Regions from separate parts of the Mus musculus genome. Here regions 1, 3 and 4 are each linked to region 2. The links are chromatin loops, found by intact Hi-C in ENCODE. Cell type or tissue: left cerebral cortex. All regions are shown on one strand.

Region 1 (8,000 bases), 89 kb before region 2:
ACTTAAAATGACTAAAGGAGTTTTAAGTATCCTTTGTGGGAAACAGGTATGCTTGAAGACAAGCAAAATCTAATGGTACTAACAGGCAAGAAATTGCCTGGCCCTGTGATCTGGCCTACAGTTCTCACAGGGGACCATTCCAGCCAAAAGAGAGGTGTGATAATCAGTACACAAACTAGTTTACTTTTCTCCAAACATGAAGTCTGCATATGGTGCCCTGAAAGACTCTGTAGTCCTAATGTTGAAAACGTGAGATGCCACATGTGGCTAATGTTCATAATCTCAGCACTTAGAAAGCTGAGTAAGAAGGACTGCTGGGCTGCTGAGAATTCAAGGTCATTTGGGATACATGGTAAGGCCAAGACCAGACCAGCTTACAAGGCAAGTCCTTTCTGTCTTGGTGGGATTAGTTATAAGAATGCCAAGTGTTAAACTAAACATTTAACTTTTACATAAAGAAATTTCTTTACTAGTTCCCTCAAACTTTAAAACCAAACCTGACAGAAGTATGAAAGTCACTGATAAGTATAATTTCTCTCCACAAGAGAGGCATTGAATCCTTAATATTCCCTAAGAACTCACTGTAAAACTTACTTTAATATTCACACAGCTCTGGTCCTTATCTGCCAGAGGGCTCCCATACCAGGCTGGATCCCCTGACAGGGAAGCATCCTAGGACCTGAGGGCTGCCAGAGGGAACTTGGTAAAAGCAAAGAAAACATGTACCACCCTGGTCTGGATCAGGGTATGTCTGACTCATGACCTCTGCCTTTCTTCACATACATACACACATACACACACACACACACACACACACACACACACACTTTCCTCTCATCCTTTCAGAGGCCACAGTGCTTCTGCTTAACTTGTCTACTGTTCGTAGTCACTCAGGCATGGTTCAACTCCTTTGGGGCTGTGGTGGGTTCTAGCTAAAACCAGAATGGTAACAAAAATTGTGTTTGAGGCACTTGCAGAGAAATCTTTGAAAGTTATCTCTGGGGAGGAGGGGGTCTCCATCTCAAAATATTTTAGCATAAGGCTGATATCTGGCCTATTCAGTTATACAGATCAAGTTGTAATGTCAAGGCCAGAAGTAGCCTGGGCTGACTCACTGCTGAGCTCAGAGATGTCAGAACACTGCCTGCTGAACCAGCTCTTGACAATCCCTATTCTTCATGGAAATTTTTTCTTGACTGTTCATGATCAGGATCAGAGCATGAAAGGAGATCCAGTGGATAAATGTTTTGCCCTCAAGAAAGAAAATGTAAGATAAGATTGTTTTACTCAACTACAAATTATTAAAAGAAAAGAATGTTAATACTTTGAAGAGATGTTTTTGTCAAATATACTGTTGCCTTCAAGCAGCTCTAAGAAAACACAAGACATAAGTTTCCAACGGAGGAGAGGTAAGGCCCACCACACCACCATCTCCTCTCCTCACAGATAGAAACTCAGTTCACAGCACTGTGGCTCTGTTGGTGACGCCTATGTGATTTACTTCAAACTGGGAATGAACTATGGGGGTTCTACCATGGCCCTCAGATTCAGGTGGATTCCCACAGCCGTATAAAGCCTACATGAATGACATCACTCAGTTACAAGAATGGGTAGGCAGTGTAAGTCAGTATTGTTTTGATACCTCCCCACAGAAGAGACACTTTCCAATCTAAAACTCAACTCTGAGCACACACCAGAGTCTGTAACTAAACAGGAAGCCATAAACAGTTGTAGGGATAAAATGTTTATACATACTATGTCAAGAAGTGTCTCTGTTCTTCCTTGCTTGCCTAAGGCACTTTCTGATTGGTTAAATGACAATGCCTATGGCCTATAGCAAAAGGCAGACTAGAAGGTAGGACACTGACTGAGAAGGAATTCTGGAAGAGAGTCAGGCACAAGAAGATTCACCACCAAGCCACAGAGGAAGTTGGAAGTATGAAACGGAGAGGGTATCGGCAGCATTGCAGACCTTTTAATAGAATAAATGGGTTAATATAAAAGATAGTTGAGGATTAAGCCTAAGATAAGGCCAAAACCATTGTTAAAAAAAAATAAGTCTCCCTGGCATTATTCAGACCAAGGATAGGCACAGAAAAGCCCAAATGGTTACGTTTAGTCTCTGGGGTTTATATTAAAAGGGATATCTGGGAGACAGGAGGAATTACAGAAAGAACTCTCAACTTTCTGTGGCCTACAAACTGGGGAAAGACAGGCTGTAGAGGAAAGAAGCTATTGCTTCTTTCACATAGAGATTGCACATAGAGATTTGCACATAGAGATCGTGGTAAAGATGCCTCCCCTTCTTCTAGGTACTGCCTCAACAGGAAGCCTGTACTTAAGATAACCAGGTCTCTCTTTGTCCAATGGCAAAGGTGATCATGACGGGTAATAAAAACAAATGAACAGACCACAACAACAAAGTACTAAAAATGGAGAGCAAGACAGTGAAGTAGCTTAATGGATAAGGAAGCTTGCCATCAAATCTGAAGATCTGATGAGTTCAATCCCTGGGACTTCCATGGTAGAAAGAACAGATGCCCATGGGCTGTCTTCGGCCCACACATACATGTTGTGGCACATGTACACCCCATTCTGTATGTGCATGCACACATAAAATGTGGAAAAAAATTAATCAGGCTACTTCTCCCTAAATCCCAAGGCCCCTTGGCTATGAAAATCAACTCCTATTAATAAATATGGATATCTAAAACATAGCTTATCTGTATTTTTGCAATCTTTCATGCTTAATGCAAATGTTTCCTAAGAACGATGTGTTGAAGCTGAGACAGAAGCTCACAGAAGAGCTGTCACTCACTGAAGAGATTTGTTCTGCTTGGCATAGCCCTGGAGGGCAGAGTCAGAGCCAAGGGGAGGAAGTCGGAGAAATGTAAAATTTCGATTCTATTTAAGGAAGCACTTTCTAACAATCTGTATTCTCCAAAAATGGAATTGGCCCTTTCTAGCAGTGTAAGTGTTCCAGCAGGGCTAGATGGCGGTCTGTCAGTGACAGGGGAGCCGGCCCAGCACCAGGGTGAAGATGTGCTGGTTTGCTCTGTAACTAGGGTTGTGAAACAAGAGGAACTGATCGCACTCAGGGAAATCTGAATACACTGGGCAAAGATAAGGCTGGAGCTCCAACCGAGGCCTTATCTTTCCTTCTAAGAAAGTCAACTGCAGCCCTTGAGGGCTTGGGGGCTCACTTATTCTACCTCCAAGTCCTGTGCATTTTGTGGTTTATAGACTTCTCAAGATTTTTTTTTTAAGGCAAAATATATCAACAATGCTCAACATTACTACAGAGGGCGTGTTAAGAGGAGGCTAGAAAATCAAATATTCTCAGAACAACACTGAAGCACCAGCCCATTCAACATCTTCTTTATTTATCATACTTAACTAAGAGTCCTAAGAATAGGACAGCAGCATTTCTTTCCAGTGACTGTCTCAAGCAAGGAAAAAAAATACACAAGGGAGAGAGTTCAGTGGAAAAAGACTTAGAATGCTAATAACCAATGGAATTTTTCCAGCAGCCTCAGCGTCTACATTAGCCACACACATTCTGAAAAAAACCAACCATAGCACAAAACACCTCCCGATGACTGAAGGCTTCACCCACTGAAGAGTGCGCACTGATCTTTATAGACTCTACAAGGAAGAAGATGGGGACTGTGCAACACCCACCACATTCAGTGTGATTTTGTTTTCAGTTTCCCCATATTTCCTTCACCCTGCCCCCTCCAATGAAACTAATCCTCTTTCAGTAACACACAAAGAAAGCCTATAGACACTTAGCCCAGGTGAGGATACTGGCTCACTTCCATGACAAACCTCAAGTGGCAAGCTGCCATTGTTGCCTATAAACAACTTTATACTTACCTGAGGAGGCAACAATTGTAAACTGTCAGCTCAGTTCAGCTGTCCTTCCACAGAGCCCTCCCGATTCTATTCGTAGATAATCTGAAGCAGTAACCACGCTTGGTGAGCACGCTGTGCACATTCAGGTGTGGTTGCCCATCACTGTGGTATGACCCTGTCTGACCAGGTACTATGGACTAATGTGGTTTGAATGTATCTCCTTACCGTGTGCTGAATTAAATCCCCTACAGAGGATGTAAGAAAGAAGAAACTGGTTCCTATCACAGTGGTTAGAGGTGGGGCCTTTGGGTGATAGAAACTGCATAAATACTGGTGTTTACAGAGGGAACAGTATCAGAAAACACACACAGTCAATTCTCTATCTCCCCTAGTCTCTTGCCAGATTGTACTTACACCACACTGAAAATTTGCCAAGAGGGCAATACAAACACAGCCACTTGACTTTGGACCATGAGTGTAAGCCAAATTAAGCCTTATTCTTTATAAAGTAACCTAACCTCAAGCAGCTTGTTACAGTGACAAGAAAGGAACTAATATACCAGAGGAAGAAAAGAGGCACAGCTGTGAAGAACGAGATAACCAAACAGGGCTGATGGAGGGGTCCATTTGAGAGGCTTCTGATGTCATGTTGCTAATCACCACAACTACACATTAACTGCCTGAAACTGTGGAATAAAATATCCTATCAACTAAGACGAGGGGAAAGCGCCTTCTCCTTCTGTGTGCACAGAGGCCAATGCACGGGAGTTTGTAAGATAAAAGGCTGGCACACTGACAGGAAAAACTACTGAACTTGTCATGATTCTAAGTCAGGGTCCTCTACAAAGAGACAGACAACTGTGTAGGGGTCCATAGCACACAGAAGAGTTGATTTACCCAAGATCCCAAACTGTATAACTTATCCAGAAAATGATAAGGAGAGTCTTTATCTTGATCTCAATATAAAACACAAGGAAGAGGCTATCAACATTAACACTTGGCCCCAAAACACACACACACTACATACACATACACACACACCCCATACACATGCACACACACACGCACGCACACAGGCACATACAGATACACACACGCTGAAGCAACAGTGCTATCCCGAGTGTTCCTGTGGGTATGGACACTCACCTAGTGTGTCCTTGAGGTTCTTCACCAGGGAGCCCTTCTTCAGGCTGTTCTTACGCTCCACATAGTTGGAAGGCACGTAGCCTGTCCTGTTGGCAGCATTCCTCACCCGCCACCACGTCTTGGAGTCATCTAGCAGCCACAACCGCTCGTTCTTCCTGATGTCGAGCTCCTGGTCCTGCTGGGCAGTGTAGTCCCACTTGGCTATGACAATGACTTCTTCTGTCATCTTTCATGGAGTCCTTCTGCCAGCAAAACATTTAAAGATGCTCATTAGCTACCTGAACACCTCTCCTCTGACAGATCTGAAAAATTGTCAACGACAGCTCCTAGGACCACAACTGCCACCAGTGTCCTTCCAGCCCCTTGAAGCACTTGCCCTTAGAATGACCTACCCGTCAGCTCTAATGCTGCTGAGAAACAACATTTTGTAATCAAAGCCTGCAGCCCCTCTCAGTGCATTAAACACACTGCACGTTTTACTGAAGCTAGATGCAAACTTGGGGGGAAAAACACTCAAAATAATAATCTCATATTTAAAGTGCTCATTTGACAAGTGACACTGGCCCCTTATAGCTGACACGCTTACACTCCTATTCTCAGCATATGCTGAGAATTTTGAAGATATTTAGTAAATATAACACATTCAAACTACTGCTTTAAACTCAGATTCACTTAATGTACTACTAATGCCAATGTGGTATCCTGAGACGGAGAGTAAAATATACAAAGAAAATTTGTGAAAACACTGTTGAGATGTAAACAAAGCCTAAACAACAGCAATGTACCCATGTTAATTAGTTTTGACAATTCAATATCATATTTCAACACTGGAGAAATTAGCTAAGGGCTAATTTTCTGCACAAATAACTATACAACTTTCCTATAAATGTAAGATTACTCTCGAAAACAAAGCAACACTTAGATATTTACCACTTTATTCATAATTCCCCAAACTGGGAAATAAACAAAGATAGCCTTCAGTAGGTGACCTGATAAACCAACTGTCAGTGGATTACTTAAGTGCTAGGCAAAGAGCACGAGGAAACGCAGATGCTTCCTAGAATTGAAGGCAGACAGCGAGGTGGATTTGGACATAGGGTCTCCTTTGAGCAAACTTTACTGAAGTCCCTGGGACCCTGCTCTCTATTGCTTTTGTGTCCATCTCTGGATCACCCAGTGTTAGCAAGAACCATCCAGCCCTGACACCTGAGCAGGTTCCTAGACTCCCACCATGCTGCATGTGACGGTTGGTCACCTGGTCTCCTTCAGCAAGCTTCCTGTTAGATGAGCTCATTCAGGACCCTCCACAGCATATTCCTCCTCCCCTCTGGCTGTAAACTCCCACTTATCTCCACACGGGGAGCTGAACTGTCTTCCTGACTGTAGAACTCTGTTGTAGGAACCCCTGAACAGTCTGCCTTGCTGTCTCCTAACTAGTTCTTATTAAAACAAACAGTAGAAATCCGATGACGTCAATCTGGGATGTACTAGATAGGAAAGAAAACAATACACAGAGGTACCACCTACCTCAGCAACTGTACCCTTCTCAGGTAGAAAATGCACAAGTGTTCTTGCAGCAGAAAAGTCATAGTCAGCCCCTCTACTGACTGGACACACCCTTCAGTTATTGAGGAGTAATGACAGGATACGTGACCCAAACCCCTCTCTCCTCTTGACAGAGTTCCCCTGATTTTACCTCATGAGTTCAGAGTCACAGGAAACCTATGCACCTGACCCATGGAGGCATGAATGACACATTCTACCATATTCAGGCACATAAAAATAATATGTATCTTCTCACTTATGAATTACCATATTAGATAAAAAAATCATTTGGGAAAATGAAAATTCTTGTAAAGTGTATACATAATGCACATAATATGCAAGAGGGTAGAGTTTACTCAAAGTTCTTCTCAAAGCTGGAGACAGATAGCTAACTACCTGCTGTCAGAGGACCCCCCCCCCTCCCCCCAGTCCATAGCTTGTAGCACACACATCTGATTTCTCTATCAGATTAGACCCGAAACGCATCAAAGTGAGCATCTCCTTTAAAGTCAAGGACAAGAACAATAGTAATAAAAAAGAGGTTCAGAGGGGATTCCATTTAAATACCAGGTCTGCTGCCGAATTATATAATTTCCAAAATGATTTTAAATAGGAGCAGATCATCATGTAAATCAGTTGATATCCAGCCAACCAACGCTCTCTACTGAATTTCCTTCTGCATCAACAGTCGTTATGAGAGGACTTGGATGCGTTTATTTCAGTGCATGCTGAAAGCATAAGGCTTATAAAAACACAGCTTCCTGCTAAGCCACAGAACAGGGTGTTGGAGAGGCCAGAAATGTGCAGCAGTTGCTAAGGGATGCAGCAGGCACCAAGTGCAGGTAGCCAAGAAAAAGCCACATGCACTGCCGGAAGCCAAACTAGAGGCAGAGGGGCCAGATGTCCCAGATGCGGGATACGGAGGTGCAAGACTTGGTGTTTTTCTGGCTAGGATTCAGTCTTGTTTTAGTGGGATCTTTCCTTGTTATGCTCTAAGATTTGTCTCAAGTCTTGGAAAAGACTTTGAACTTCTAACACTGTTGAGATAAGAGTATGAAGTCTTTCAAAGTTAGAATAATGCATTTTGCATTAAGAGGTGGCCACAAGCCTCTGGGGACAGGGGTAAAATGGTACAGTCCAAGTGTTGTGTTTGGGTGCCTTGTGGTGTTCAAATTGTCAACCTAACTGGACTAGAAAACCTTCAGGGCATTAATGAGGCACAAGGATGTAGTGGGTAATTTTATGAGGGTGTTTCCAGAGAGGTTTAGTTGAGGGAAGATCTATTTTAAACATGGGTGGCACCAATCCATGGGTTAGCATCCTGAACTAAATACAGAAGGAAAAAAAAATGGTGAAAGGCAGCTGAGCCCCAGTATTCCCTGCCTTCCTTCCTGGTCAGGCCACAAACCAAGCTGCTTCCAGTGCCCTTCCTTCCCCGCCACGGTGAACTATCT
Region 2 (8,000 bases):
AGACAATAAAAATGTGGCACATATACGGCAGGATGCTATTCAGCTATAAAGAAAAATGAAGTCACAAAATTTGCAGACCAGATTTCCAGATTACAGATCTTCAACCTACAATTAAATTCTGAGTAAATGTGTACCTTCTTTAAAAAAAAAAAAAAACCAAATACAGACAGTAGAAAGGGAGTACTAATCAATAACTACTTCCTAGCAACGCAACCAAAGCTTTGGCCAGAGCTATCACAACAGGCTGACATGGGCAGCCTCATCTATTGAAAAACTCCAACACTCCAGCTAGGCACACACCTGCAATGCCAGCATTCCAGAGGCTTCAGCAGAAGGATCAAGTTTGAGGACAGCGTACAGTAAGGAAACGTCTCAGAAGAACAAAACCATTCCCACCACAGATCTCTGGGCTGGGGTTTGTTTAGCTCCACAAAGGGCAGTCACCATGCAGGTGCGCAAAATGGATTATGTAAGATTACCTTCAGGCTGTGGAAAGGGGGACATAAAGGAATTTTGTGGGTTTTGTTTTTAGGTTTCACTGCAGAACTACAAATGACTTGCCGTGCAAGAGAATTTACCAAATAAAGGCCACCAGATCACATTCCCTCACTGTCTCAAAAGTCTTAGAGACCAATGTTGTGGTGTGGTCGTTGTGACTCTGAGCAGAGCCTAAGATTCTGATTTCATCACCAACCTCAATGACACAGGTCAGAAATCAACAAGGTGCTAAGAAATGTGTTGTCACACATGAACTATGGATCAAATGCTATGATCAACACCTTCCAGCCTATACCAGGGTAAGAAATAATGAAGACAACTAGGAAGAAGGTCACAGATGTCCAAAGGAAACCACCAAGAAAGATCTGTTGGATGTCCCAGGACACAGTTATTGCCTCTTAGTTGAGAAGGAAGATGGTGAAATACAGGAGAAAAATGGCCCTTCAAAAAGATGATGAAATTTAAGACAGCCATATAATCTGGGAAAGGGACCTTTGGCTACTCACAAGTACTAGTCAGAGATGGAAATACCAGTGTGACCCTAGCGTGGTACTGCTATGTCGATCTAAAGAACAGTTTTCACTGTCATGGCCTGGAGGACTGAGAATTTCAGGTGGAAGTGAACTCCAGGGGAAAGAAAGGGCGGGAAGTGGGGTGGGAACTGGGGTGCCGAGGACATGATTCTCTTACCATCATGTTCTCTGTGCTTTGTGCAAAGTGAATTGCTGAAAATTAAAAGTCTTTTTAAAAATTACACTACTCTGATTGCCTAAAGAAATGCATTGCGGGGCGTGGTGTTGCACGGCTTTAATCCCAGCACTCGGGAGGCAGAGGCAGGCGGATTTCTGAGTTCGAGGCCAGCCTGGTCTACAAAGTGAGTTCCAGGACAGCCAGGGCTACACAGAGAAACCCTGTCTCGAAAAAACAAACAAACAAACAAACAAACAAAAAAAAAACAAAAAACACCATGGCTGCATACCTCTGATAGCTTGTTTTAAAAGGCTGCCTAACTTACACAGAACAGCACACAAATGGCATCATTGTTTTTTCACATATGTCCTTTGAAAACACCTTGAGAAATGTTTCTATCACTCATTTTTTTAGGAAAGAGAAACAATTCCAAAGCAACATTTGAAGTCCCTCTGGATGGGAAAATGAATTTCCTAAGTCTCTATGGGAAGCTTCCCGGTCCTTTTGTAAGAAATGTTAGCTTACAAGTTTCCCCAACCACTGTTCCCTACACTGCTCTGCACTTGCAACAAGCAGTCTTGAATTCTTCAGTCATTAAGGCTCATTATGAACATCAGAAAATCATTTCCACGAGCCTCATCAGCCCCAGTGCACACTGCAAGCCAGTCAGTTAGAAGCATGTGTGCCCTACAAAGCAACCAAGCCCAGTCTTGCCAGGGCAAATTAAGCTAATGCAAATGATCAAATAAAGGACTACAGGTCACTATGCAATCAGTGACTATCGGGCTGTTTTCAAGGGGTCATTCGGTCTGCTCCAACAAGGAAAGCTCTGGAGAGATTTAGCAAGGATGAGAGCACATTTCTCAAACACCTGGGTGCTGCTGTTTGTCAGCAATGTTCAGTACCCCAATGTTCAAGACAGAGGTCAGGAATAAGCCCGGATCAAAGAGAAAGGGAGGAAGAAGACTGAAGCAAGGACCCATGGGGAAAGCAAAACTGAAAGCCTGGAAATGGACTGAAGAGCCTACAAGGAGTTGGAAACCACCTTTTATAAGTTCGACCCATTTTAAAGGGGGTCAGTCGTCTCTCCATCGGTGGGCAAATCGCCTATCAAGTGTCCAGAGCTCACATAGCAACTTCCAACCCTGAAACTGGGGCTCTGTTCAAGCACGTGTAAGAAACTGAGAGCAAGACAGGCAGTAAGCTGTAAGTCAAAGCTTTACAGCTGCACAAAGTTCTCATTTCAGCTTCAGGTCACTGGGACCTTTACGTTCTTCAATCAAAACTACGCTAACCTACCAGGAGGTGAGAAAGTTTAAGGGAGGATTGTCACTTGTGGTCACTTAGGAAAGACCCGAAGGTGTAAAACCTTATCTGTCTAAAGTGCACTTTCTCCATTGTGTTCACTGGCTGCCTTCGCTACATAAACCAGGCACATGCACGAGAAAGTCCGGTTTCTACCTCTGTATCTATAAACACTTGGAAAGTGAATGGAGGGAGTGCCCACAGCACAGTTGAGATGTTCTGATAAAGTAGTGACCTTTAGACTAGAAAAACCACAGTTGCTAACTATACCAAAAAAAAAAAAAAAAAAAAAAACCCAGGCTGGAAACACACCCAAAATTATTCTCATTCCTCCTCAAAATCTCTGCAGAAAAGCCTGTATTGGGAGAGGAGCAGAGAAGTCTCCAGGGGAGGATACCAGCAAGCCACGCCCACTGGCCAACGGGCTGTTTCTTTTTGGGTCAACCAAGGAGCAGGCCTGTGCACCTCCAGCCCAAACTCGGACCTGTTCATCCCACACACAGACGCAAACTTGGCAAGACTGGCCTTAAACCTGTTAGCAAAATAAGGAGAGCCAAATAAGGAGGAAGCGGCCAACCTGAATGGGTTAGGGTGGCAGGGCCCACTCCACTTGGCACCCAGCTGTGTCCCCAAGCTGTTCACAATACTACTGTAAGTCACCTCTGCTATCCATTAACCACCACCCGCGCACACCTTCCGGGAGGATCGCTGTTGTGTATAAATAACAGCGTTTTGCAAATCAAACCTCTCCACACAATGCCAAGCTAACAGCGCTCAAAAGGGAGGTGCCACCGGGGCATTAAAAGTCACACATCAAATTCTTGCAGAACCACTTGCTTAAATCGCCCTGAATAAATAAACTGAGGGGGCAGAGCAACCGGGAAAAACTTTGGTTGAGGAGGTTTAAGTCTTGGAAATGCGGGACCGGGCGCAGGGACTGGAAGGAACCAGGCACAAAAGCGCCCTGCGCCGAGGCAAGGACCTCCTTTATGGAACGTGACAGCAGCTTTGTGCCGGATCACGAATAGTTCTAAATACTGGAAGTTCTCCCCGGCCATCGCAGCCTCCCGCTTCCTAGCGCTGTGGCCCTCAGATCCCAGGCTATTCTTCCCAGGCACGCGCGCCCGGCGACCTGGCCACTGTTCGGTCCCACGCCCGCCCACAGGCCAGGGCTGCTAGTGTTCCCGAGGGCTTTGGGTCCTTGGTCCCCGGAGTCCGCCCGCGGAGGGCGCCCCACCCCCACGCCAGCCCCAGGCAGAGGGAGGCGAGGGCTCGCAGGAAGGTGTGTGTATCCGAGGTGCGGGTGCCCGGGGACGCCAGGCCGCGGCGGGGCTGAGGGCACCGGCCGGGTACGCAGGGGTACGCGCTCCCTGGCCCTCCCCGGGCGGCCGCGGCCCGCTCGCCCCTCTCTTCCAACTCCACGGACCGGCCCAAGTTTGCAGCCCCCGCCATCGCCTTACCTCGCCGCACAGTGCACGCCGAGGCCGGAGGGCAGCAGCGCGAGTCCCGGGGCGGCGGCCGCGCTGCGCCCGCCCAGATGCCGCTCTTTGTCTGCACCGCTCCCTCCTCCCGCCACCAAGCGGACGCAATTGGACCCGGCGGACCCCGCCGGCCCGGGAGCCCCGAGCCTGCCTGCCGCCGAGCCCTCCTCACCACCACCGTCGCCGCCGCCGCCCGCTCGGCCGCGCGCACCGGCCTGCGATCCGCGGCGGCGACCCTCCCGCGCAGCGCCCGCCTCCGCGCGCTCCCCGCCCGCGCTCCTCCCTGGCTGCCGTGACGCCGCCCAGGGGCCGGCCCAGCCCGGCGCACGCGGGGCGGGGGACCCACCTGGGAGTCCCAGCCAGGCCTCGGGAAAGCGCCGCCTGGGGGCTTCAAGCCGTAACCCGCTCTAGATTGGAGCTGGGGGCACCCGGGAGGGGCTGCTAGGGATAAGGAGGTGCCACTTGCAGCCCACGAGACCGGGTGGTCTCCGCACCCGGCTGTGCGTCGGGAGCCTTACAGCGACCTCCCTACCCCGCCCCCCAAGCATTCCCACGGCACTCTCAGCCAAACAGGCCTGGTGTCTGTCAGAAAAGTGACTTACATAAAAATGTCACTTCCTCCCAGTAATTGCTTGTGGGCATTTTCTTTATTTATTTGCCTTGCATTTATTTACTTTCCCATCCAGACACTTTTTTACTCCATCCCCCCCACCCCCAACCTCCAGGCGGGACCACTTCCTAGTGGGGGAGGAGAGGAAACCCGACCTCAGCTGCCTCCGCAGCGTCCTGGCCAGTTTATTAGAGCCCAGGAATTCTTTAGTACAGGAGGCTGAGAAAGCTTTAGAAGGAAACCTTGCTCTCCCAGACTTGAGTAGTAGCTAACCTATAAGCAAACTTGGAAAGCTAGAACCCTGGATCGAAGAGAAGGACTGGATCCAGAGGTTTCTTCTCCAAGCTCCTTCGCTCCTTATACCCCAAAGGAACCCCTGATATTCAAATAAATTCCGCTTTCAGGTCGGACGACTCACATTTATGTTAATGAGATTCAACCCTAGCCCTTGTTTCCTCCTTATTAAGGCAGAAACAATTCACCCTACGTAACAAAAAAAGAAAAAGAAAGAAAGAAAAGTTGCCTGCCTTCTTATAGGAAGTTCCCAGGCATAAGTAACGTGAGGAAGCTTGGCTATAGTCCTCGCAGCCATTGACCGTAGGCTCCTGAACTGTGTCACCTTACACAGGTGTTTCACAACTTCCTCGGCTTTATCACATGAGATGTTTACCTGCCTTCTATGTTAAGTACCTGGCACGTAGCCTGACACGAGGGCACTAGGAGGCATCCTGTACAAAATCAGCACACCCAACAGTCTCTTCCAGTCGGAGATGCTAGCTTCATCCGTTCTTTGTTACAGACCTCATCTTTGTTACTATCTAGCTTTACAACAATGAAGGCAGAACTCTAACCAATAGTTTAGCCCTACTTAAAATTAGTTTATGCTAAATAAGTAAGACGATATGGACACAGTTTTTAAGCTTTTGCTTTGAAAAGTGGCCTCAGACTCCTCTCACTGATTCTGTATAAGATCTCCAGGGAGATTTGAACAAGAAGGACTCCCCTTGGCTCATATATTTGCAGGCCAGTTAGTAAACTATTTAGATTAGGAGGGTATGTCCTTGTTGGAGGAGATGAGTCACTGGGAGTAAGCTTTGAACTTAGCCAGCACCTGTGTGTCTGGGTGTCTGTGTGCTTGCTGCACAGTGGATCAGAGTATAGCTCTCAGCTACTTCCCTAGCAACATGCCTGGCTGCTACCAAGCTTCCCACCGTGATGACAGTGGACCAAGCCACTGGAATTGTAAGCAAGCCCCCAATTAAATCCATAGATGATAGATCAGTGTGTGTGTGTGTGTGTGTGTGTGTGTGTGTGTGTGTGTGAGAGAGAGAGAGAGAGAGAGAGAGAGAGAGAGAGAGAGGTGTCTTAGGTTTTTTTTCCACATTTTTTTTATTACGTATTTTCCTCAATTACATTTCCAATGCTATCCCAAAAGTCCCCCATACCCTCCCCGCCACTCCCCTACCCACCCATTCCCACTTTTTGGCCCTGGCGTTCCCCTGTACTGGGGCATATAAAGTTTGCGTGTCCAATGGGCCTCTCTTTCCAGTGATGGCCTACTAGGCCATCTTTTGATACATATGCAGCTAGGTGTCTTAGTTTAGTTTGGGTGTTATTGCTGTGAGGAGACACCATAACCAAGGCAACTCTTATAAGGGCAAATACTTCATTGGGGCTGGAGTACCATTTCAGAAGTTCGGTCCATTGTCATCATGGTCTGAAGCAGGGCAGCATGCAGGCAGATATGGTGCTGGGGGAGCCAAGAGTTCTACATCTTGATCGGAAGGAAGCCAGAAGGAGACTGGGCAGAGCTTGAGCACTAGGAGACCTGAAGCCTGCCCCCACAGTGATGTACTTCCTATTCCAACAAGGCCACACCACCTAATAGTGCCACTCCTTGTAGGCCAATCATTCAAACACATGAGTCTGTGGGGCCAAATCTATTTCAACCACCACAAGACAGATTAGTTAGACACAGCTATCGATGATATATATATATATATATATAGAGAGAGAGAGAGAGAGAGAGAGAGAGAGAAAGAGAGAGATGAATTGCCTTGCCATGGTTTCTCTTCACAGCAATAGAATACAAACTAAGACAGTTTATGAAGACTAAATGTTGATATCGGGTATCCTATCTGATTGCTCTCACTGGACCCCACAGCGCACTATTTGGCTACTGTAGCTAATCAGACTGCTGGAGAGAATCCTGTCTCCACGTCCTGATGGTTGCACACCTACCAGGCATTTATGTGGGTACTGGGAATCCAAACTCTGCTCCTCGTGTTTACATGTCAAGAACTTTATCATTGAACCATCTCCCTAGCCCCTGCAAGATGAAAGGTCATTTTTTATATGCCCACTCCTGGTTAAACTATAGTCTTAAAGTCAGTTTATCTTTACTGCTTGAATGAAGGCTAGTCTACTCTGCTAGATCACTTGATCTCCTTCCCAAGCCAGCTCTTCATCCCATAGCCTCCAGCTTAGCCTTGACCAACGGTTCTCAACCTTCCTAATGCTGGGCCCCTTCAATACAGTGTTATGGATGTGCCCCCAGTCAGTCCCAGCACCATGATGTGGTAACCCCCAACCACTAAATTATTTTCACTTCTACTTCGCAACTGTAGTTTTCCTACTGTTATGATTCACAATGCAAATATCTGATATCCAGGATGGTCTTAACTGACCACTGGTCTAAAATCTACCTCAACTCCCAGAAGAAACTACAGTACATCTTAACCTCTTCTTGGCCCATCTCCCAGCCTCCCACCATCCTAGAAATAAAGCACCCTAGCCCCACAATTCCATCCAGTCAAAACATGACTCATGTGGTTCATCGTTCTTACACATTTAACTGTGCTTCCCCTTCCTTTTCCACTACAGGATCTTGATATTTATGTTATGCCCCAGCAATTCTAATGCCTATTTCACATCTTCAAAAGCTGAAAGAGTAAAAAAAAACTGGGGCAGAGCTGTGTGTGCCTGCCTCCCAGCTCCTCTTCTTCCATTCCGACCACCTTCGAGTTAGTGTTGCGTGCTTTCTCATATTCATACTGGGTGTCGGTGTCATCTTAACCTTGTTAAAAACTGCTTTCTGACGGGCGTGGTGGCGCACGCCTTTACCCCAGCACTCGGGAGGCAGAGGCAGGTGGATTTCTGAGTTCGAGGCCAGCCTGGTCTACAAAGTGAGTTCCAGGACAGCCAGGGATATACAGAGAAACCCTGTCTCGAAAAAACAAAAAAACAAACAAACAAAAAAACAAACAAAACAAAAACTGCTTTCTGCTGTCCTTTCTCCTTGCCCACTACAGTCTCATCAAAGAGCTTCCTGTCCCCTTGCATCAGAAGACTAGAGCATTTGTTCCTAGGAAGGCTGAGAAATTAGCTGAGTCCTGGGGCTACCTTAACAAATTAGA
Region 3 (8,000 bases), 99 kb before region 2:
CACAGCCTGAACCACACCCCCAGAATCCTACATCCATCCTTGTGATATAAGCTGACTTTAGCATTTTTCTCTTTTTAAACTTTGGTTTCGGCTGATTTTGTCACATCAATTGAGAGTCCAGAGAAAATAAAACAGCCTTCCCTCATCTTCGTTCCCTGCCCCCACCTTCTTTAAACTACCAAACCACTGGTGCCTATTTGTCAAAGTGCTGTCTGTGCACAAGCAACTGGAAAACAACACTTAAGAGTTGGGGCCTCCTGAGTTTGGGTGTGGGAGAGACAGGAGGTGGCAAACAGACGGTCCGTAAACCATGCTCATGGGCTCCATGAACCACCGAGGTGGTGCACGTTGTTTTCTGAGCGTACAAGGTCTTAGGTTTCACTGCCCAGAGTTCTCATGAGCAATCTATGACAGATGGTATTTACAGCCAGGAGGCTTTCCTCACAAAGCAGCCTGTGTTCTGCAAGCTATCTGACTTGGTGGAGAGTAGTCAAACTGCATTGTATTGTGGCCACTATCTTAGAAAGTATCAAAGAAACCCCAATCATGACTTAGGGAGCAGGACAGGGAATTGAACACAAACCAATTTTAGGCAAAGTCAAAATGGGCCCAGGCACAATTGTGGTCAGTTGCTTTGGTCCTACAGATACCCAACTACACCAGTAACGCTTTTCAGATGTTGACAGGGTGGTGGAAGTGGGATCTGAAAGGCCACCTCGGCCATAACATAACCACCGAAGGTGGGAGGAAGACAAGGTATTGCCCAGTGTAGTATCCTGATATCTATCTATTCACCACTCCATCAGTGTGGGCTTAAGAGAATGATATTCGGGCAGAGTCATGTCTTCCCACATCTGTTCACCCCTGCATGAATGATCTCCTGGACAACAGGCTGCAGGAGACTTCAGGGACATTCTATCAGACTATAGCTGCTCTCAATAACCATCAAAGCACTGAGCTAGGGTCAGCTATGACTACAATGTACATTTCTATAAACAGCCTTTCTTCTGTCTTTTCATGAAAGATTTCTGCTTATTTGCTCTTCAGAGCAGCCTGAAGCCAAACAGAAAGAATGTCTCTCTGGCCCTTAGGACATTACACACCAGTGCAGAAGAGTCATTCGTGAAGACTCAAAGAACAGATGCCAACAACAACTTTTGCCACTAATTAGATCTGTAACCTACATCGAATTTAACCAAAATTTTTATTTATGCTAAAATGTTTATTCTGTTATGACCAGAGGCTATTAATGTGTGGGCATCTCCTCCATTAGAGTTAGGCCCCATTATTAAAGTCAACTAAAAATTCTGAGAAGCTTTTAATACTAAATGTCACCATGGTGGCAAGTACCATAAAAGGGAAGGTCCCTGTGAGTGTGTAGCTTTTAAGTCTGAAGGAAGCAGAGGGGCCCACCAAGATAAGGACCAGGACTGTCCTTGGCAGAAACTATAGGTTATCTGGAGTCACGAGCAGATGGGCTTTGAGATGCTGCAAAATATGGAAGTCTGGGTTCAGCACAGAGAGCAGGAACAGGGGACACAAATCAAAGGAGGGAGGGGTGCATGAGCAGGAGGCTCCAGAAGCCATTAGAAACCACAGAGACGGAGAGCAGACAAGGGAGAGGCAGAGTTCTCCTCAAAGGCTGGCAGAACAACATAGGGCAAAGCAAAAGGCTTGACAACTGGACCTTCCCACCTCAGTGTTGTGCTGGTAGGGAATCCTCTTTACCTGGCCCCGGGGAACTATCAGTAGGAACTTAAAGGAATTCTGAATTCTAAACTGCTTTAGAGGCAAGGCACTAACAGCAACACGTTCCCTGCTTCTTCTTGGATAACAAGCATCCCATTTCAGCCCAAGTCTCCAGTCACTATCATTTATGCTCTATAGAGGGGAGAGTATGTATCCTCTGATAGCTAGAATGTGTAAATCCAAGGAGACTGAGAGTGGGGCAGGAAACTTAGGCAGAAACTTTTCCTCCACATTAACTCCAGCTTTGAAAAAAAATGAAAATCAATGTCTTCTCCAATGCTGAGTTGATCCCCCAAATTCTACATGTATGTCCTGGGCATGTACATGGGTGTACTGGCTAGTTTTGTGTCAACTTGACACAGCTGGAGTTATCACAGAGAAAGGAGCTTCAGTTGAGGAAATGCCTCCATGAGATCCAACTTTAAGGCATTTTCTCAATTAGTGATCAAGGGGAAAAGACCCTTGTGGGTGGGACCATCTCTGGGCTGGTAGTCTTGGGTTCTATAAGAAAGCAGACTGAGCAAGCCAGGGGAAGCAAGCCAGTAAAGAACATCCCTCCATGGCCTCTGCATCAGCTCCTGCTTCCTGACCTGCTTGAGTTCCAGTCCTGACTTCCTTTAGTGATGAACAGCGATTTGGAAATGTAAGCTGAATAAACCCTTTCCTCCCCAACTTGCTTCTTGGTCATGATGTTTGTGCAGGAATAGAAACCCTGACTAAGACAATGGGCAATGCCATTGTCCAAGGAATAAGTACAATGTGGGCTTTTCTCTTTACAGAAGTGAGGGCTTACCCCCAAGTCTGCTGAACTCCTAATGTCAGGATCATTAGAACACTGCAGTGGAGCACCCTGGGAGGAAGCCATCTTGTATGTATTTCTTCCCTGCAGGTTTTCAGTGATCCATCAAAAACAAATACACGCTCAATTAGTGAATTCCACTGTTCTATCTCACCATGATCATTGCATACAATGTCAGCCCTTCTAAACCAGTGCTGGTGACTGCTAGGAGCCTTTGTCCTACAGCTCTTTTTCCTTCCCACCCTTTGAGAAAGCTCAGAATCTTACAGTGTGCCTGTGAGGGTGGGAAGGTGCAGCCAATAAGGGGTTGCACTAATTCCTGACTCGGTTCCTCTTTCTTCTGAAACTAATGGGGATTTCTTTGTAGGCGTGCGTGCCTTATGAAGAATTACTCTACCGAGTGCCATATAAAACTCCCAAGTTCAGAGCTGAATGGTAAGGCTAGGAAGAAAGGGTGTATTTGTGAGCTGGGTGAGAGCTGTCAGTGCTTGTCTTCTTTGTGCCCAGGCAGTCCCTCTTCCACTGGGAAGATCCAGTTCTGAACTTGAATGTCCACTCCCAGCACATATGTTCTTTTCTTAGCAGGCTGGTAAGTAATGTGACTAAACATTTAAACATTGGAGGAAAAATGATTTAGAGAGATTAAAAAAAAAAAAAAAGCAAAAGTCAAACTAACACAGATGCCAATGAAAATACCTTAATTTCTCATTACAATTCTTGATGAAAATACATATTCAGTATCTCTCAACACATGTACCCAATCCAAGAGCATGAATATTTTGAGTATGTAAAATATGCGTTAAAATGTAGCACAGATTACACGTGACATTCTCCATTATGACTAGAGGTGCCAAACCACCAGCAAAACACCTTCGCTATCTAAGACTGTACTCAGTCAACAAAAATTAAACATTATAAATTAAAATAACTAAATGGTCATGGGGAAGACACAGACGAACGCCATTCCTGCAGGACTGCCCCAGTCACACTTGGGATTCAGTTCTCACGCTGCCTAGCTCTTGGTCTTGGGAACTCTACAGAACCTCGTTTGTTCTTTTTGTCATCATCTACAGCAGCTATGCATGGTGAGGATGGCAGGGCTAGGTGGGTTAAGTAGTTGGGTAAAGCCCTGGGTGTAGTGAGTGACTGGCACACAGCAAGAACCCAGTGGCAGTTGCCTAGGGGCTTGCTGTAAACAAGGATTTTGATCAGTTAATGCTAGACTTAGAGGTGAATTAACTGGAAAAACAGGACTTTCTCAACTGAGCTGCATGGATTTGTCTTCTACAAACACACTCAGGGACAGATGTCACTTTCCTCCTGGCCTCAGGGTCAGAAGTGGCTTAAGTATCAGTGTTCAGGAATAATAAGATAGGCTGCTCAGCCTACAGAACAAAAGGTTTTAGTGTTGGGAGGATAAAGGCACCATTCCCAAGGCAAGGGTAGCTGGACAGACTACTTGCAATTCTGGGTGAAGCACATAGAGGTAATCTATGCCCAGTCCTCCAGAGCCCTGGGCTCCTGCCCCTAAGCCCTCGGCGGCTGATGGTCCACAGTCAACTCTGCAAGCTGCAACACAGGGACTTCTCCCCTGGCTTCGTCTAAGCTTCAACTTTCATAGCAAAGGAAACAAAAGGCAAAAAATTGAGCAAATTGCCTGCAAACAGCCATTTACTCATGCAAGAGTCCTTGAGGAAACACAGTTGGTACGGCCTCAAAAATTGGTAAAAACTGCCCTGCAAATTCGATTCCAAAGCTGGGAAACACCACCACCACCACCACCACCACCACCACCACCACCACCCGAGTGCATTTGGAAAACCTGTGAATTCTGAAGCAGCAGAGGAGCAACAGCAGCCTGGAGGCCAGTGGTTCTCAACCTTCCTAGTGCTGTGGTCCTTTAGCTCTTCATGTTGTGGTGACCCCATCATAAAATTACCGTTGTGAGTCATAATGTAAATATATGACATGCAGGACGGTCTTAGGTGAACCCCATGAAAAGGTTGCTTGATTTCCTGCCCCCAAGGGGACACAGCCCGCAAGCTGAGAACCACTTCTCTAGGCAAAAGGTGACACATGTGTGCACCTTGGCTGATGGTAGCATAGGGCCTAGCATCACCTATACTGTACTTAATGGCCTCTCTGTGTATTAAGCAGGAGCCTTTGGATGCCCACTTAACCCTCTCCACAGCACCAACAGTGAACACAAGGCCAGGGCCAGAGGAAAGCAACAACCAGTAGGGACTCAGAGCAGTATGGGGAGTTCAGCAGTCCGTACAGCCGCATGGTGCCAGGTAGCAATGCCCTAAGGAGCCTCAGCCACCGAGGTAAACATCAGTAGAGAAAAGGACCATTTTCAGACACATGGATAGAAGCTAACAAAGATGCAGGCCATATGGGGAAACACAATCAGAAACATGTAAGACAGATTTACATATTCCTAGGCATTTTCAGTTCATGTCCCTCTGTTCCATGGCTTGATTTAATTCTTTAGCTCAGGGGGGGAGTTCTTTAGAAAGTTGCCACATGGTAAGATGTAAGAAGCAATCAACACGTCAGTTATCCAGAAAAACAGTCCATCTTAGGGTCCCCAGGGCCAAGTCCCAGGATCTGCCACGGTCACCATGTCTGTTCCCATCCCTTATGTAAGACAGCAGGCTATTTGCATAGAACAGAATCTAAACACATCCTCCCATATAGTGAAGACAAGAACAATCCATTATAATGCAAGTGCTATGTAGATGATATACTATATTGTATGGCCTAAAGACAAGAACAGAGACCTATACACACTCATATAAACACAGTAATATTCCTGATTATTTTCAACTTGCTTCTGTTTGGTAGAATCTTTGGTGTGGAACCTATAAACAGAGACAGGGACTCACAGTAATGAATCTGACCTTCTGTCCTCCATGAAGACACAAGGGGCTACGGCAGCCTAGTGGGCGGAGCAACACGGATTTCATGCACTCTACTGCTAGCTCCACACCTGCTTCTCCAGGATTTCTTAGCTATACCCCTCCCACATCTCATGGTCTCTCCTAGATTTTGTCCTATTAACTTAAAAAAAAAATCTTTCTCTATTTCCTAATTATCCTCCCACTGATCTGTTATAAGCTGTTTTATATTTTTGGTTCTAAATACTTGGAAATGCATGTGATACAAAAACAAATATGAATTATATGAATTATTCTGAGTGTCTGGCAGCACAACAGTATAGAAGTTTCCATAGTATTCCAGCAGCAATCCATGTGGCAGCCTGTTTCTACTGTGAACAATCTGGGGAGACAGAGTTGTAATGGATTCTAAATAAGAATGCTTTTGCGTTTAACTCATACGTGCACAAGGGTAGATAGTAATGACACCACAGAGTGGGTGAAGTCATGACAGACTTCTAGAGAAGTCTGGACATCTGAGACAGAATTGAGGTCCTGCTTCTTTAATGTTAAAATTTTCCAGGGGTGTGTTGGGCTGTGTCCTGATCTTTAATGAAGTAGTTCCACAGAGTGACTTGGCTAGGAATCATGTTCTAAGGCAAGATGGCAAGCAGACTTCAGTCAGTACAGAAAAGCCCAGGACTTCTACAGCAAATGCACTGCCACAAATCAATATCTCCCTTAACAGGATAAAAACCTCAAGCACTCCAAAGAACCAAGAAGTAAAGGGCCTGTCAGAAAACTTAAATGCCCTGGCGAATATCAGGCACCCTGCAGAGACAGCCCATGTGCTTTGCACCAACTCCATTGAGAGCAGCAAGGAGCCATCCAAGCAACTTAACTGAAATGCATACAAAGGGTAAATCGAAACAACAGCCAGGGAGCAACCAAGTCACCAATATGAACAGTCCACAGGAATCAACTAGACAGCTCACTCCTTTCTCCCTGGGGTCCCCTAAGAGACTGGAGAACGGCAGAGAGTGCAGGCAGGCTTCAGTGGGTTTGAATTTCAACCTCATGACTTACTGTGTGTGTGTTCTTCAGCACAACAGTAACTTCCAAGACTCAATATTCTTCTGAAAAATGAGGTACTCACTTCTCTTTTATGGGTGAGGCAAAGATTAAATAAGTGAAGCCCTTGCTGATCATTCTCTGAAAAGCCACATGAGGTCAGGTGGGGACCTGGGTTTTCTGCTGTGGGAGCTTTCTGCTGGGCTTCAGAGCGACCGACAGCACAATGCCCAACTGTAGAAGGAGTCCACACCTGTGTATCAGCTCCTGCATGCTATTGTAAAGTTCTCTAGCCCCTTTCTGCCAGGGAGTGAAGCCGTGACAGCTTTTAACTAACAGGATGTGGTATTTTGTTACCCCTCCCTGGCATTAGTCTATTGGTGTTAACTATTCAGTTAGCTGCAATCAAAGATAGGAGGAGCAGCTGCCCCTTAAGCACTCACAAAGCTCAGGAGTTCTGCGTTCAGCAGGCCAAAGCCACATCCAGAAAAGACAAAAGCAAACCCTGAAGAGGACTGGATACTGAAGGTTAGCCATCAAAAAAAGAAAATGATGGAAAGGCTGGCTTGAGGTACTTACTATGCACCTCAGAAATATCAGGTCTCTGCTGTAGTCACCAAATAAAAATGATTTAAATGGCTCTAAAACCCGAAATTCACAGAAACAAAGCAACTATGTTCCATGGCTTAGCCTCCAGACCTATGTATAACAGCAGACTCTGGGAATAAGCACCAGTATACATGAGGAGGTCAGAGGAGGGCAGCGGGCATCTTGCTCTACCATGTTCTGCCTTGCTCTCTTCAGACAGGACCTCTCACTTAACCTGGAGCTGGGTTAGTGGCCAACAAGCTCCGGCTCCACCCTACCCCACTCCCACCCCACCAGTGTTAGGGGCGCACATATACATCCAAACACACTTGACATTTTCCACAGGCTTGGGGAGTCAAACTCAGGTCTTAATGCAAGTGTTCTGACCAGGTAGGCCATTTCCCCTCCTCTATTTTGAAACAGAGCCTCATGCAGCTCAAACTGGCTTCAAACTCGGCTATGGTTCCAAGGCAGACCTCGAACTTCTTCTGATCTTCCTGCCAGGATTGCAGGTATGTGTCACCACGTTCCAGCTAATACATTTTCTTTTCCTTACAAAGGAACCAGTCTGAGGTACTTTACTCTGGCAGCAACAAAAATGTAAGCCGTGAGCTCTCTATACTTAACAGTCATGCAGGAGTGTCCCCACCTGTCATTTCCACCAAACACACCCACTCCCTCTCTACTCAACTCATACAGGTCTCCTCTCCAGGCCACTTTTATTTATTTACTTTTATTTTTATTTTTTCCTGTCTCTCCATTTCTCTTTGTCCTTCTGCTGGTCTTTTGGGTTCAGAATCCCCAAGTAATCAATGACTGATGCTTCTGTGTTCCACGTTGAGCCGCAAGGTCTGGAAAGCACCACTGTAAATTTCACTGTAAATGAGCTTCTCCATTCTCACTACTGAGCTCAG
Region 4 (8,000 bases), 84 kb after region 2:
ATAGGTAGAGCTGCCGTGCTACCATGAAGGGAACAGACAAAAAGGGTGGTTATGGCCTTGCTGGGGTGGCAAAGAGTCCAAGGCCTGAGGAGGAGGCTGAAGGTCCTTCCAAGAGAGAGAAAAGAAACTCTGTGCTAGGAAGCTAAGTTTGGTGGAGATTTTTAGCATGTAGTGATTAATAAGATCTGGTTTCAAATACCTGGAGGTGGAGTTATTCATGACAAATTGGCCTGGGGTATTTATAACCAAAGGAATTACCAGTGGAGAATAGATGACAGGAAGTGAGGGAATGGGGGCATTTTGACTTCAGTTATATTTGCAGAGAGGGGATAGCAGTATTAGTCAGATAATAGAAAGATAGATAGAACACACACACACACACACACACACACACACACACACACACACACTCGTCCACCCACAACCCATAGATAGCTACATACCCTGGATCCTCCCAGAAGGGAAGACAGGCTGATTACAAACGCTAGTGCTGGGAGAGAGGATGCTATGCTTCTGCTGAGTTGGCATAAAGTGCAAGTGGAAGGGATCTGGGTTCAGCACACACAACTTAAACTTCTTGCCATTTTCTTTCCTAGTGTGTTCTTCCCTTTCCCAATACCCAGCGAAGGCTAGCTCAGTGGAAGCTGCTGAGTCCTCTACCCTGGTACTCATCAGGAGAGCATCTCTAGGCTTAGTTTGCTCGGTGATGTGTCCAGTTATGGTCCATACTTCCCAGGGAGATGATAACCCATTTTGCCTCTGCTGCACCTTTCTCCATACCCTAATCCTGATCTCACAGGAAGGTTTCAGTTGCAGTGGAATTTCCTGTCTGGGTACCCTTTTCTGTGCACTCCATTAGACCGCAAAGAAATGAACTTATAATCAAAGCTACTGTTGGAGTGATCTATACCAGATGTTTATACCTTAACTCATCTCTGAGGTTGCTTTCAGGGGCTTCATCTCCTTAAAAGACAAAGAGAAAGAGAGACAGAGATCCGTAGCTGGAAGCATTTCTCTTCTCTTTTGCAGAAACTGCCAAGTCCACACAGTGATCCGATCATGATGCTCTACCTAAGAAGAAACGGGTAGAGCTTGTTGATTTAAGGCAGAGCTCGTGTGGCATTCAACTAGTGCCCAAGCTGTGCTATGTCCTCCTTGTCCAGAAAGATGAGCTGAAAGAGATGAAGCCATCCTAAGGATCTAGCAAGATGAAATTATATGGACAATATTGATCTCTAAGTAAGGGCAGTGGAGGGTGGGCTGTGGAAGCAAAAAGTCAGGAAAATGAACCTTTCTGCTGCCCATCCCACACTGCCTTTGACCTAAAGCTCTGGCCTCCACTTCTTGTTCCCTTTCTCTGCTCCCTGTGTGGATGAACTGTGAGCTCTGCCTCCTAACTGCCAGGCTGCCATATAATTTAACCCTTGCTGGACTCTATCCCCCTGGCCCTGTAAGCAAAAACAAACTCTTCTTTGCTCTGTAAAATTTTCTCAGGATTTCTTTTTATTACAACGATGCAAAAGATGTTCTTTTACTCTCCATCTGGATGACAGTGTGCTCTGGTGAGCCCTGCACACTCAGTTTGGCCTAAAACTGGTTTCCACTGAAACAGAAGGAAGCCTTGCTTTGTCCTTTTCCACTGCAGAGATCTTTTATTATCATCTATCTACCCATAGTGTTAGAGGGTGAGTTGATGATAGCAACATTTGCAAGTACTCAGTCCATTGGAAGCAGGAGCTGGGCACACATTAGTTCTTCATTCTCTGTGCTCTTTTCTGTATGAGTGGAATGCCCAGGGTGAATTCATACTCAGAACATTTCCCTGAAGGCTGGCTGTATCTGAACCCTTAGTAGTCTTAGAACATGCAGTTAGCTGAATTCTCAGGACCTGTTGAACTGGAGCAGGCTCTACGGAAACCAAGGCAGGCCTGATTACTAGCAGGTCCTCTATTCTTTTCCCTAATTCCTTTGACATGAAGACTGCCCTCCCCATGAAATTGGCTGTGATGTGTGGTCCCAGTGGCCCTCTCATTTTTCAATAACCTGGAACCTTTAGCTTTTTCTGGGTTAACCACAATAGGTCTAAGCACCTACCCACTAAACTTGGGAGACGTTGGTTGAATTCAGTCCAATTTAGATTTGGGACAAGACAGTGTGCTCTTCCTCCCCGGAATTTGCCCTCGAGGGAGCCTGGGCAAATTGTCAAGGACGGATGTCTCCCTTCCTGTGTTCCTTTCACTCCCCCATCCTGAGAACATTCTCTCTCCTCCCCCTCATGGCTCAGCATCTCCCTCTGCCTCTCAGGAACTGGTCATCTCCTACCTGCTCTTGGCACCCTAGCCTGAGACTCTCTCCATTTGCCTCTTCAAACTCCACAGGCTCAGAGCTCACCCCTATATGGTCTTGCCCACATTAATGGAAACCGAGGTTGCAAAGCTGAGGCCAGAGCCCAGCCTCCAAACTTTGGCTCAGTGGTTCCCCTGATAATTTGTAGTTCACTCTCAGGATCTCAGGGAAGTCCGTTTCCTGTGTTGCCCATGCTGCATCTGTTCTTCTGATACCCTAAACTGAGCCAGACACGAGCATCCTGACTTAGTTTCCCTTTTTGCCCTCATTCATGGACACCTGCTTGAACTTCACTGGGGACATAGCATTCCCTATAGCATAGCTACTCAGTGGAATGATAAACAGAGACGGAAAACAATCTTGCAGGGATCCTTGATGCCACCAGGATCACTGCTCTATTGGTTGAACAAATCTGTGTGGTATGCAAAGTACTTTGTCCTTCCTGTTTCATAATTCCAAATCACCAGAGACTCTTTTTAATTTGTTAGTAAGGAGTTCAGCTTGCTGGCTGTTCGGCTTCTCTAATAACATATATTTCTTGCTTGTTCTTTCTCTTTCTCTCTTTCTCTCTTTCTCTCTTTCTCCCTTCCTTCCTTCCTTCTTCCTTCCTTCCTTCCTTCCTTCCTTCCTTCCTTCTTTCTTTCTTTCTTTCTTTCTTTCTTTCTTTCTTTCTTTCTTTCTTTCTTTCTTTCTTTCTTTCTTTCTTTCTTCCTCCCTTGGAAGCAGGCATGTGCTAGAAAATGGAAAAGAAGTGATACAGAAGCATCTTCCAGACTCCCTTTGCCTTCCAGGAACTGATTATCTACAGAGGGAGACCAGGCGGGAAGCCTGGCATCTGTCACAGAGAGCAATGGGGTCATCTTCTCAGCGCCTTGCAGTCTCTAGGCACATTCATGCCTCTCACTTACTACCCGTGACATCTTGTGAACGAGGAAGTCAAGACTTTGATGTGGATTTAAAGTAAGAGAAATAGAAAGCTCTTGATGAAAAAAAAAAAAGAAAGAAAGAAAAAAAGAAAAGAAAAGAAAAAGGCTCTCCAGTGCCTCTTAGAAACAGTTAGAATTTTACTTTCTGAACAGGTTCTCTCTGCCCCCACAAATACCGGCTAAGGTACAGTTTCACAGCGATGCTGTCTGGGGTCAAGTATGTTTGCTGACATGGGCAGCTAAGTATACTAAAAGCCTAATGGGCTTATAGCTTTCAAATTAGACTAGACCAGCACTTTGTGGTGATGCCAGCATAGAAGAGAGCCAAGATGGAAGGAGCTGAGTGATCTGGGAAGAGAGAGAGGAAGCTAGGGGTCCTTTGCTCGGATTCTCTGGGGGGTATCAGAGGATGTGGAATGGGGGGGGGCTTGGAAGCCCTGTAGTGGGGTTGCTTCTGTCATGGCCTCATGGGTAGTACAGCCTGCATGTGCAAGCCTTGTGGGTTGAGTGATGATCTCTTGCAAATGAAAGCTGTCGGAATCAAGGCATAGGCAGGGCAGGGCAGGGCAGGGCAGGGGTTGATCCTCTTGCTTCTCTTACTTAAATGAGAAGTTTCTTTTCTGCCCATTGATCTGTGAAGTTCTTGTCATTTAGCATGGAGAAGTGAGTTTTCCCTGGTTACTGATGGGAGACGGCAGAGAGCTAGTTTGAATGGGGGTCATGCCTAATGAATCCAGACTGAAACTAAGCAGTGACTTCAGAAGCCCTCACCACAAACCGGAAAAGAGAAGGGGGAGGGCTCAAGGAGCAGTGCTGTGTGTTCCAGATTGGAAGCACTGACTCAGAAGGAAGCTGAGTCAATACTGTTTGGGATTTTATTTGTTTTTCTCTTTAAAAAATGTGTTGTTTTATGCCTTGTTGTTGACATTATTTGTCTGAATTGAACATCTGCTGTGTGCTAGTCTCTGTTACCCACTCAGGTTTTCTCACACTAAGTCTTTTGCATTTGGGCACAGCTGTCTTAAATGGTTGCCTGGCTCTTATCCCCTCCATCCCCTCTTGCTTTAACTCAGCTCATGAGGTAAAGGACATGGGATTTACCTCCAATGTAAAGCTTGCTCCAGGTCCTCGTGCGTGAGCAGACAGGATTTATCTTTTGATACCTGAGGATCCATAACCGGGGTGGCTTGTCCCTAACTTTAGGTTCAACTGCTACCTAACAAGTGTCAATCTTCTGCCTCTTGGCTTATGTAAGAGGCAAAAGCGTGGCAGCCCCTGAGGCAGAACAGCTTTATCTGCAACACAGAAATCTTAGAGAAGAGTTTTCTGACCAGCCTCTGCTCGCTGGGGTCACAGAAATGTCAGTCTCCAAAGTCATTAATCCTTTGCGAGCAGCAGCCATGTGGACAGAGACTACAATAGAGCTCTCTCTCCCTGGAGTCAGGATGTTTGGAAACTGCAATTTGATTGTCACTGGATAAATCACCACTGTACTGTGTAGGGGATAAATAGAGACCAGAAGGAAAGTGTTGTGTCCAGGGTGCCTAACAGTGCCGTTGCCAGCATTACCCTTGCAGTGAGTAGCTAGCCCACAGCTATGAGGGGAAATGAGGACTTTTTTTTTTTTTAAAGAAATATATATATATATATTCTCATAACCAAAACCACAGGTACCTGAACCTGGCATCTGAAGGAAAGTCCCCCTTGAACACTCAGAGCTGTGAATTCACTAGTGAGAATTTCCTCCCAGTTCGAAACGACCACGTGGACGGTTCAGATGGCTCTGCTCGGAAACACGCTGAATGTTTACATGGGGCCATCCTTTTTCAGCTGCTTCGTGATGAAGGGTTGTGGATGGTCATTGTTCCCTTTGTTCCCTCAGCTTGGAAAACAGAAAACATAACATCCAAGAGACACAGCTTCTACAGCCCTCACACACAGTCAGGGAGCCAGGGGTGGAGTTGGGAGGTGGGTGGGGTGGATGGGGGCGACAGAGAGGATCTGTTATTGGTTGTTTGATACTCTGTGACCTTCAGACTATAGCCTTTCTTTCCAGTTTGGCTTGGAGGGAAGAAAAAAGTCCTCCTGGCTGTATGAAGCACATGGTGTAACTGAACACCATGCTCTCACAGGGTCTGCATTTTTGTAAAAATGGGTCGAGGTTGTAAATTCCAGTTTCTGAAGGTTGATAAAAAGTCCTTTAGAGATTCTGTGTCAGATAGCTAAAGCCTTTCTCTCTCAGATGATTGAGCTCAGGTAGAGGGAATACAGGCTTGCCCCGTCTGCATTCCAGCTAATATCAGCCTACAGGTATGGCAGCAATCCTACAATATAACTCAGGATCTGGGCTTCCTATTGCCTAGGACTTCCTGCGGTCTCTTCTATGTTCAGCTACATAGACACTATTGTGGACCAGTGGCCCATGTTACCAAATGCCACCAAGCTATGGATGGGTGTGGCCTAGGAGAATGGACTCTGCACGGTCTGGGTGTGTGGTAGACTGTTATACTCAGGCCTGGGGGGACGGGGGGTTGGTAATCTAGGGAGCTCACACAGTGATGAGACAAATATTGAGATTTCAGGTTGGTGTCACTATGCCTCATGCCCTTCCTTACCATTGACATTGAAAGTCAACTCCTTACTAATGAATCTATCTCCCATTATGCCAGGACCCTGTAAGGATCATTGACTAAAGGATTTAGCATGGAGCCTGATCAGTGGCTTGCCTTTTTCACCTAGTTCAGTCTTGTGTTTGGTAAATTTTTGTTTTTCACACTTTCTTTGTGCCTCCTTCAGTCTGCAAATTTTCAGTGTGCCCTATCACTCCAGCCAGTCTCCCCACCTCAAAAACCCACCTAAAATCATTTTATAAGTTACCTTACATTGGAATTATGTTCACCTGTTCAGTAGTCTCTCTAGCCATGAGGAACAAATTCGAAGATGCTGCCCTCCAGTGCATTCTGAGACCACACATAGAATTGAACCCGATATATACTATATGCCTTTCTATGCATGTATACCTGTGATAAATCTTACTTGATAAATTATGAGCAGTAAGATATTAACATCAATAGTAATGAATTATAACAGTATAATAAAAATGACACGAATGGGACCCTTCTCTCATTTTTATTATATACTATACATTTCATTCATGACTGACCACACGGGAACTGAAACCACAGAAATTTGAACAACAGACAAAGAGAAACTTGTATATCGTCTATTTTCTCCCAAACCACACAATAAACTCTGTAGTATCAGGATTGATATAATTTAATCCTTCTTCATAGTTATGGCTGAGTATTGATTGTTCTTTACAAATAATAGGTACTTAAAGGAATTTTATTCCTCAATTTGATCCACACTGACACCCAAGGAGCAGGTGATGATGCCTACTTTCAATGAGAATGAAGTGGTAAAGCTGTGTGCTCTTGTTACGTTACACTAGCAAACGGGACAGGAGGGTCCTGGCTCTCATCCTACCCCCAAGGCCTCACTCTGGGCTAAGACAATCATTGGTAAGCTTACGGGTTGTCTAAGAAAGTTTGCAAAGCCCTTCACTAGCAGTAACATCCTGCTAATGTCACAGTTCAATATCCTTATCCATAGGTTTGAACCTACAGATTAAGCCAAGTCCAGAATGAAAAGAACTGAAAGAAACCCACATCTCTACCAGACAGTTTGATTTTCCTGACTCCCCAAGTAAGACAGCGGCATGTCTACTAATTACACAGAATTCACATGCGATTACATGTCACGGTGCTACAGCTTACAGGAGAATGAGAGCAGGTCACATATAAACACCACACTATTTGGTACAGGGGACTTGCACACCCGTGAACTGAGTGTCTGAGGAGGATTCTAGAGTAAACCCTCAGCATCTGCTTCTTGCTTGACACGCTCTAGTGGGTCCTGTGCCTGGCAGGCCTCATTTGTCAGCTGGTTACAGATGGGCTGCACGCCAACCAGGGAACGAACAATGTGCCTATTGTTGCCTGTCTCCTGGACACTGTACTCTTATTTGATACAGCCAAACAGCACCCTGGCTTTCTTTGGCATCTATGACCCATTTTTTTAAAAGTCAAAATAAACATATGGTTATTTAAATCCCTAATGCTCTTTCTAGAGAAAAAGCGATGTTCTTTTCCTGGTTTCATTAACATACATTGTTTTTTAAATTTAATAATTTTTCTAGATCACTTTTTCCAGCTCTTACTAATATTTTAATTAAAAAGAATGTTATTTTTGTATGTGAAATCCTAAGCTTTTGAATATTTTTCAATATTATATTCCTCACATGATATTTTAGGTTCACAAAAGGGTTGATTTTTAAAATGTCATTTATAAGAACACTGTAGTGGGCTGGTGGCTCAGTGGTTAAGAGCACCGACTGCTCTTCCGAAGGTCCCGAGTTCAAATCCCAGCAACCTCATGGTGGCTCACAACCATCTGTAACAAAATCTGATGCCTTCTTCTGGAGTATCTGAGGACAGCTACAGTGTACTTACATATAATAAATAAATAAATCTTTTAAAAAATAAGAACAATGTATTTTTTTATAAGTCTGAGTGTGATTTTTGAACTATACATGTACCCATGTTCTGTTCATCCAGTTGCCACTCTCTCCTCTGTGCAATGTTCCAACTCCATCCACACACTTGTATTTCAGAAAACCCGGGAGAGTTGAACAAAGGAACTGCCAGTGCTTGGGGGATGTTGACGAGA

Evidence for each region. A loop is a pair of places that touch in the nucleus more often than their neighbours do. Peaks named below come from ENCODE experiments on the same cell type or tissue, not always from the same donor. Only the 100,000 strongest peaks of a DNase experiment are listed, where the experiment ranks them.
Region 1: a loop joins it to region 2, with 2.1 times the contacts of the local background. A loop is called at or near these places in 9 of 42 quality-filtered maps.
Region 3: it touches region 2 in a loop (3-fold over the local background); 11 of 42 quality-filtered maps call a loop at or near these places.
Region 4: a loop joins it to region 2, with 2.0 times the contacts of the local background. A loop is called at or near these places in 6 of 42 quality-filtered maps.

Annotation. Positions count from the first base shown.
Region 1 is chr1:43,530,795-43,538,794 of GRCm38, reverse strand. Nck2 (non-catalytic region of tyrosine kinase adaptor protein 2) reads right to left here. Exons shown (of 5, transcript NM_010879.3): 3 at 5,002-5,243. The coding sequence starts at 5,227. Among named protein-coding and RNA genes, the nearest start is that of Nck2, 89 kb to the right of the region's middle. In left cerebral cortex, a CTCF peak has its summit at 6,335; DNase peaks (open chromatin) are centred at 2,942, 3,554, 7,286 and 7,863; H3K27ac peaks cover 1,074 bases.
Region 2 is chr1:43,441,981-43,449,980 of GRCm38, reverse strand. It overlaps Nck2 (non-catalytic region of tyrosine kinase adaptor protein 2), which reads right to left and starts at 4,230. Exons shown (of 5, transcript NM_010879.3): 1 at 3,954-4,230. In left cerebral cortex, a CTCF peak has its summit at 4,367; DNase peaks (open chromatin) are centred at 3,060, 3,565, 3,709 and 4,358; H3K4me3 peaks cover 3,172 bases; H3K27ac peaks cover 1,960 bases.
Region 3 is chr1:43,541,323-43,549,322 of GRCm38, reverse strand. All of the region lies in intron 3 of Nck2 (non-catalytic region of tyrosine kinase adaptor protein 2), which reads right to left. Among named protein-coding and RNA genes, the nearest start is that of Nck2, 100 kb to the right of the region's middle. In left cerebral cortex, no CTCF peak of the experiment used is centred here; a DNase peak (open chromatin) is centred at 3,530.
Region 4 is chr1:43,357,593-43,365,592 of GRCm38, reverse strand. No RefSeq gene overlaps it. Among named protein-coding and RNA genes, the nearest start is that of Nck2, 84 kb to the left of the region's middle. In left cerebral cortex, no CTCF peak of the experiment used is centred here; a DNase peak (open chromatin) is centred at 7,221.